Regions from separate parts of the Homo sapiens genome. Here region 1 is linked to region 2. A link is a contact called in ENCODE Hi-C or POLR2A ChIA-PET data. All regions are on one chromosome and are shown on one strand. The core of a region is the stretch at or near the end of the contact, and the rest is flanking DNA. Distances in the headings are between cores, read along the strand shown. Region 1 overlaps FARP1 (FERM, ARH/RhoGEF and pleckstrin domain protein 1). Region 2 overlaps FARP1 (FERM, ARH/RhoGEF and pleckstrin domain protein 1).

Region 1 (3,413 bases), core at 706-3,205, 57 kb before region 2:
GCTGATGGGCAGAGGATTTCTGCCAAGTGATGCATTCAGAGGTTCATGCCCCACGGACCCCACATTAGAATTTCACATCTGCCTTAAAAGAAGTTGAGGCAGTAAGATGCGTGCCCTCCAAATAACAGCTGAAGTCCAAATTTCAGTTAACAGAAAATTAGCTGGGTAACTTACTATTAACCAGAATCAAGGGTACCAGATAATTCTTGGAATAATCAGAGGGCCTCGCAGTTCATAACAGCTGAGGAATATCACTCCCCTGTATTGTCAAATGCCAAAGACTCATCATTAATGTTGACCATGGAGCAGATTTCTTGTTTGCAGTTAGTACATTTTCATTTTACCTTTAAAATTAGCTAGAGGTAAAAGCATTTTGATGCTCCACTTTTAGTGACTTTCTTGTGCTTGTTGTATGGGAAGGTAGAGACATGGAGTGAATGTGGACTGTAGTGAATACAGATTCCCTGACAGGAGGGCAATAAGGAGATCCAGGCCAGGTGCAAATAACTGCACTGTGATTAAAGAGGATGGAAATGAATAGACATACAAGAGCCACTAAAAAGCTATGCCTTCTTAAACAAGCTTGCTGAAAGGAACTTTTTTTTTTTTCCCTCCAAGACAGAGTCTTGCTCTGTTGCCCAGGCTGGAGAACAGTGGCACGATCTCAGCTCACTGCAACCGGCTCACTGCAACCTCCGCCTCCTGGGATCAAGCAATTCCCCTGCCTCAGCCTCCTACTCAGCTGAGATTACAGGTGCGTGCCACCACACCCAGCTAATTTTTGCATTTTTAGTAGAGACAGGCTTTACCATGTTGGCCAGGCTAGTCTCCAACTCCTGACCTCATGATCTGCCCACCTCGGCCTTTCAAAGTGCTGGGATTACAGGCATGAGCCACTGAGCCCAACCTGAAATAAACTTTATAACTAGCCATTATTAATAAATATATTTTTGCTTTTACTATTTATAATACATAATTGTCCAAAAAAGTTTTAATTGCATTAAGTAGTAACAGATTAGGATTACATTAATCATGTTAGGTGTAAATTTAAAAATTCACTCCTAACAAAAACATCCCTCTCTGTATTTTTGCTTTTCTCAGAACGAACCCAGCCATCTATTTTCTCTGATTAAACTACCATGGGCCCTAAATAAGTGGGCTAATAACATCCAGAGAAAGAATACGATCGTGCTTTTGTAAAATGAAGAATAAAAATGGAGTCAATGGAATTGAGTAAACGATCAGTAAAGAAGTTGAGGGATGAAGTCCAGGCAGTTGAGTTTTCTGGAAAAATTCATTAATTTGTCAAACTTAGGATTTGAAGAAGTGTCTGTGAACAGAAACCCCCCAGGGTTTGGGTTACATGATGAACTTGTTCAAGTTGCTCGTTTACCACAGTCGTGGGTGCTGACAGTACACCGGGTGTCCGGCCAGGCTCTGTGCAGCTATACGGATTCAACAGGGACACAGACAGGAGCAGACAGAGAGCTGGGGTGAGCGGGGAGCACATGGGAAGGACACCTAAAGAAGGGTCTTCTCGGCCAAGACATGAGGAAAGAGTGAGCCTGGGATGAAGCCTGGCAGAACTGCTCAGGAAGGCATGAGAGCAGCCGCCGAGGCCTGAAAGCTGAGGCTGCACCAGCTCGGGCCATTTCCCGTGGGGGCTCGGGGCTGGGCTGGAAAACCAGCTGATGCTGGGTGTGGAGGGGGAGGGCATGGGGGAATTGATCCCGGAGACCCCGGAAGCACACCCAGGAGGCTGTTTTCTAGGGGAAGCCACTGCTGGTTTTTAAGCAGAAGTGACGCCAGCTGATTTGTGTGTTAAAGAAGGATTTCCTCAAAAGAATAGTCAGCATTGAGGTCATGGAGGGGAGCCACGGGCACTGCAGGCAGAGAGGAAATGGAGGCGACATGCATGGCTGGGAGCAGGGCATGCAGGGGAGGGCACAGGGGCACTGATGTGGCAATGGTTACCTCCCCCTGGGAGGAGCCAGGAGCAAGGGAGAGGCTGAAAACACCTGAGAAAGGTGCTGGGCACATCAGGGTCAGACAGCGGAGAACGTGGGGGAGACCCGGAAGACAGAGGGGGGGCGTCGCCTGGTACCGGGGCCACAAGTCTTCAATCTGAGCTACGTCATACCCCACAAAGCCACATCCTACATCCTTTCTTGGGATCACTGATTCTTGTCCAAGCCTCTACGAGTAACAGTAGCAAGGCACAGGATTTCAGAAGACAACCCACCTACCAGGGTATATGCAATGGTGATGTCCCTGACATCCCCTGGGGCAGCTGTCACTCTGCTGCAGGGGCCCCACCCAAGCTCCTCTCAAGCCGAACAGAACCAGCCTCTGCACGTGCTCTGCCCACTGGGGCGGGCACTAGCCACATGTGGCTAGTAAGTTAATTAAAATTAAATACAATTAAGAATTCAGTTGCTCAGTCAATCCAGAACCACATTTCCAGTGGCTACTGAAACAGCAGAAGCCCAGAACATTTCCATCATCACAGCAGTTCCACCATTCAGCACTGCTGTAAAACTGTAATATGTGTGGAATTTGTTTCAAATGGCATATGCAAGGGGGAGCAAATTTTTAATTGCATTAATAAAAAGAAATTTCACTTCACAATCATTATTATTTCAACATTCTCAGTGAAGAGAATCAATGTGGAAAACAAAAGTAACCACCACTTCAACATTCTCTTGAATCTACAAAATTTTCAAAGTAATGTAATGGAAGAAATAAATGTTAATACTGGCACATTTCATGAGCAATTTTTTCTATTGTACTTAGAAATTTACTATTTATTTAGCATGCTGCCTATCTGGATTAAAAAACATTAAAATGGGCCGGGCACGTTGGCTCACGCCTGTAATCCCAGCACTTTGGGAGGCCGAGGCGGGCAGATAACGAGGTCAGGAGATCAAGACCATCCTGGCCAACACAGTGAAACCCCATTTCTACTAAAAATACAAAAAAAAAAAAAAAATTAGCAGGGCGTGGTGGCAGGTGCCTGTAGTCCCAGCTACTCAGGAGGCTGAGGCAGGAGAATGGCATGAACCCGGGAGGCGGAGGTTGCAGTGAGCCGAGATCGCACCACTGCACTCCAGCCTGGGCAACAGAGGGAGACTCTGTCTCAAAATAAATAAATAAATAAATAACATTAAAATGATAAGAAAAACAATGCAGCCTCGTCACAGCAGGTATCAAAACACCTTCATAAGTGTTCATAATTAATATTAATAAATTTATGACATAGTCCATGAAACCACAAGGTAGAAATGTAGAAGTGAAGAAGTGAAAAATCTACCATTTTCCCAGCTAGCAGGTCTTATGGGTCTTTACACAGGTTTACTGATGAGTAGTGGTTATTATGCCAATCAATATACACTCCGAACCAGAAAACGAAGGAT
Region 2 (3,436 bases), core at 762-3,261:
AGGGATGAAGGATCAGTCGGGAGGTAAAAAGGATCCCGTGGCCAGAGAATGCAGGAATGGAAGCCAAGGCAGAGGAAGAGAGCCTGAGGTTAGCGAGGCAGGGGTGGAAGCAGCCCACGCCTCACAGCCTTCATGTTCTCTGTGAGGCAGAAGTCATGGTCGCCTCCAACCACAGAGGGTGCCCTGGCTCTTCTCTCACTGCCTGCCTGCAGGCCCAGCTCCACAAACTGCTCACCTCAGCTCTCTTACTCTGGGGCTTCTGGTTGGGGTCAGCAAATGGGAGTCCCTGGCAAGGGATGGGTAGTCAAGAAGATAGGGACTCAGCTCTGTTTCACCTGCCCCTCCAGCACTGTAAGATAGTAACTACCTATTGTTTTGTGTTTTCTTTTTTTTTTTCTTTTTTTTTTTTTTTTTTTGAGACAGAGTCTCACTCTGTCGCCCAGGCTGGAGTGCAGTGGCACGATCTTGGCTCACTGCAAGCTCCGCCTCTGGGGTTCACGCCATTCTCCTGCCTCAGCCTCCCGAGTAGCTGGGACTACAGGCACTCGCCACCACGCCCAGCTAATTTTTTGTATTTTTAGTAGAGACGGGGTTTCACCATGTTAGCCAGGATGGTCTTGATCTCCTGACCTCGTGATCCACCTGCCTCGGCCTCCCAAAGTGCTGGGATTACAGGCATGAGCCACCACGCCTGGCCGTAACTGCCTATTTTTTAAGCCACGGGTTTGTAGTACTTTGTTATGGCTGCCCTGGGAAAGTAATTCAGCTTTCAAACATGAAAAAAGGTATTGTTGTGATAACCTAACAACTCCACAAATGCCCTCTGGTCTTGCTCTGCAATGCTTTACACACTCAGTCTTATGCCTAGATCAAAGGAAATGGAGCACCTGAGTTCTGTTTGCTGGCAGAAATACTCACTGACAAATGGCCACTGGAAGATGGGATAATAGCCAATTGCATTTTATAGTTCATGTCACAGGCAAATTACATCAAAACTAAACAATGAGCTGAAGAAAGCAACTGACCTGCTCCTTTCTAATGCTTTTGAACAGAGTCCTTTGAAAACACTGGATCTAAATGCTTTTCCAGCTTGGTGGGCACCCAGGTGTGGCAAGCTTAACAGAGTAGCTTCTGGGGAGATGAGGAAATTGGAATGCAAGAAGTAAAAATAACTTTCCTAACATAAATTGAAACCAAGCAATCAACTTCCATTTGTTACTTCCAGTTTGTACCATTTACATAATCACTAAGAATCCTGGAAGTTAATTTCCAGAGCCACAGATTCTTTGTGATAAAAAACAAAGCAATGTCTTCTATGGCCAGGCGCTGTGGCTCACACCTGTAATTCCAGGACTTTGGGAGGCCGAGGCGGGTGGATCACCTGAGATCAGGAGTTCGAGACCAGCCTGGACAATATGGTGAAACTCCATCTCTCCTAAAAAATACAAAAATTAGCCGGGCATGGTGGCGGGTGCCCGTAGTCCCAGCTGTCGGGGGACTGAGGCAAGAGAATCACTTGAACCCCGGAGGCGGAGGTTGCAGTGAGCCAATATCGTGCCACTGCACTCCAGCCTGGTGACAGAGCAAGACTCTGTCTCAAACAAACAAACAAACAAAAAGAAATGCCTTCTTTTGGCAACACTACCAATGTTCCTTTCATGTCAACTGAAGGAAGACATTATTTCAAGTAAAACATTTGTCACAGAGTTGACTTCTCAGCCCTTGGTGACAGCACTGAGCCATCCAGGCTGTAAAACTGATGACTGCAGGTGCTCTCCCACTCCTGGGGGGCTCCCTGCTTCTGTCCCATCAGCTGCCACGCCCTGTCAGGTCTACGTCCTGGGTTTCTCCTGTATCTGTCAGTCCCCTGACATTGCTTCTGCAGGGCCCTGGCCCTTATCAGTAACTACCATGTGGAGATGATATTGCCAAAACCCTGGTCACTGGGCTTTCCTTCTGCAGACTCCGCCCTCTTCAACCCATCCTGCCCACTTAAGAGCACCTTCCGGCCAGGCACGGTGGCTCATGTCTGTAATCTCAGCACTTTAGGAGGCCAAGGCAGCCGGGTTGCGAGGTCAAGAGACCAAGACCATCCTGGCCAACATGGTGAAACCCCATGTCTACTTAAAAAAAAAAAAAAAAAAAAAATTAGCTGGGCATGGTGGTGCACGCCTGCAGTCCTAGTCCTACCTACTGGGGAGGCTGAGGCAGGAGAATCACTTGAACCCGGGAGGCGGAGGTTGCAGTGAGCGGAGATCATTCCACTGCACTCCAGCCTAGCAACAGAGCAAGACTCCGTCTCAAAAAACAAAAAAAAAAAGCACCCTCCACTGGCACCTGTCACAGGCACTAGCACAGCCAACATGTTGTATTATCCTAACGGCTCTTTATGGCCCCAGACCATTAACAAAGTGAGTGACACACAGGCTTAGGTGTATGTGGTCCTGGGCTGGGACTCCAGCTCCTTCTCTCCAGCACTCTGACCCGCGCCAAGTCACTTATGCCCTGTGAGACTAATCGGTGTTATTCTCACCTGCCTCACAGGTTCACTTAGCAACAAATGAGATAATGTACGGGCAGACTTGGCACAATGTCTGGCACACAGCAAGGGATTTTTCAGAGGGTAGTTATTGTTTTTATTCATTTTCTTATCACCAGTAGCACCTTGCCTTCCATGTTGATACACATTTGTGAAACCCGTATCATGTTTCCAAGACCACATTCCATAAAATAAAACCAGAGCCACAGAATTCCACTGTGGGTATCTGGTCCAACTTCCTGTTTGTATAAATGAGGAAACAGAGACCTATGAGGCTCTCCTTCAAAGTTACAAAGTGCTAACAGCTTTGAGAACTGCTCTTTTACATGATCATTCTATCTACAGAAGAGAAATCCCAAACTAAGTCATTCTGTGTCTGTCTTATGAGTTAAAATCATTACCTCCAGCTCAAATGCTCAAAGTGATAGAAGACAGCAAATAATTGAACATTCAAACATGGCAGATAGTTTTTTAAAATCAGTCCATTTAATATGTGCAATGTTTTTATATTTACATTCTAACACAAGAGCATCCAGCTGACTGAGCACTTCCTTCAAATGAACCCACAGAGCCCATATTGAGAAGACCTACCCTAGAGGATCTTGAAATCCTATGTCTACCTTAAAACCATTCATCCAGTCCATGGTAGAGGGACACATGATTCACCCAGGAACATCCTGACTCTAGGAAAATGGAAAAGTTTTGAAGCTAAGAAAATAGAGGAGATCAAGAAATCAGGAAAGCAAAAATGCACGTAAAATTTCTGAGCGCAAAGTGCAACCCCCTCAATTTTCAAGTTGATTAAACTGAAGCTCACAGAAGCTGCACGTAAGTCCACAAAAACGCAGTAAACGAGCTTGGCAGAAATGGAGGTTTCACGGCAATTGTCCAAGTGGT

What was found. A loop is a pair of places that touch in the nucleus more often than their neighbours do. ChIA-PET counts read pairs that join two places held with the same protein, here RNA polymerase II (POLR2A).
Region 1: a loop to region 2 is called in a map of body of pancreas, with 1.8 times the contacts of the local background. The contact joins two enhancer-like sites. A Hi-C loop is called at or near these places in 1 of 168 maps with a recorded cell type or tissue (body of pancreas). POLR2A ChIA-PET finds 5 or more read pairs at or near these places in 2 of 52 experiments (activated CD4-positive, alpha-beta T cell and activated naive CD4-positive, alpha-beta T cell).

Annotation. Positions count from the first base shown.
Region 1 is chr13:98,278,569-98,281,981 of GRCh38, reverse strand. All of the region lies in intron 2 of FARP1 (FERM, ARH/RhoGEF and pleckstrin domain protein 1), which reads right to left. Among named protein-coding and RNA genes, the nearest start is that of MIR3170, 72 kb to the right of the region's middle. RefSeq lists an enhancer at 1,864-1,913. Within about 2 kb of position 1,955, at least 3 of the 41 ENCODE cell types and tissues checked have a DNase peak (open chromatin) inside an H3K27ac peak, as active enhancers do.
Region 2 is chr13:98,221,507-98,224,942 of GRCh38, reverse strand. All of the region lies in intron 2 of FARP1 (FERM, ARH/RhoGEF and pleckstrin domain protein 1), which reads right to left. Among named protein-coding and RNA genes, the nearest start is that of MIR3170, 15 kb to the right of the region's middle. Within about 2 kb of position 2,011, at least 7 of the 41 ENCODE cell types and tissues checked have a DNase peak (open chromatin) inside an H3K27ac peak, as active enhancers do.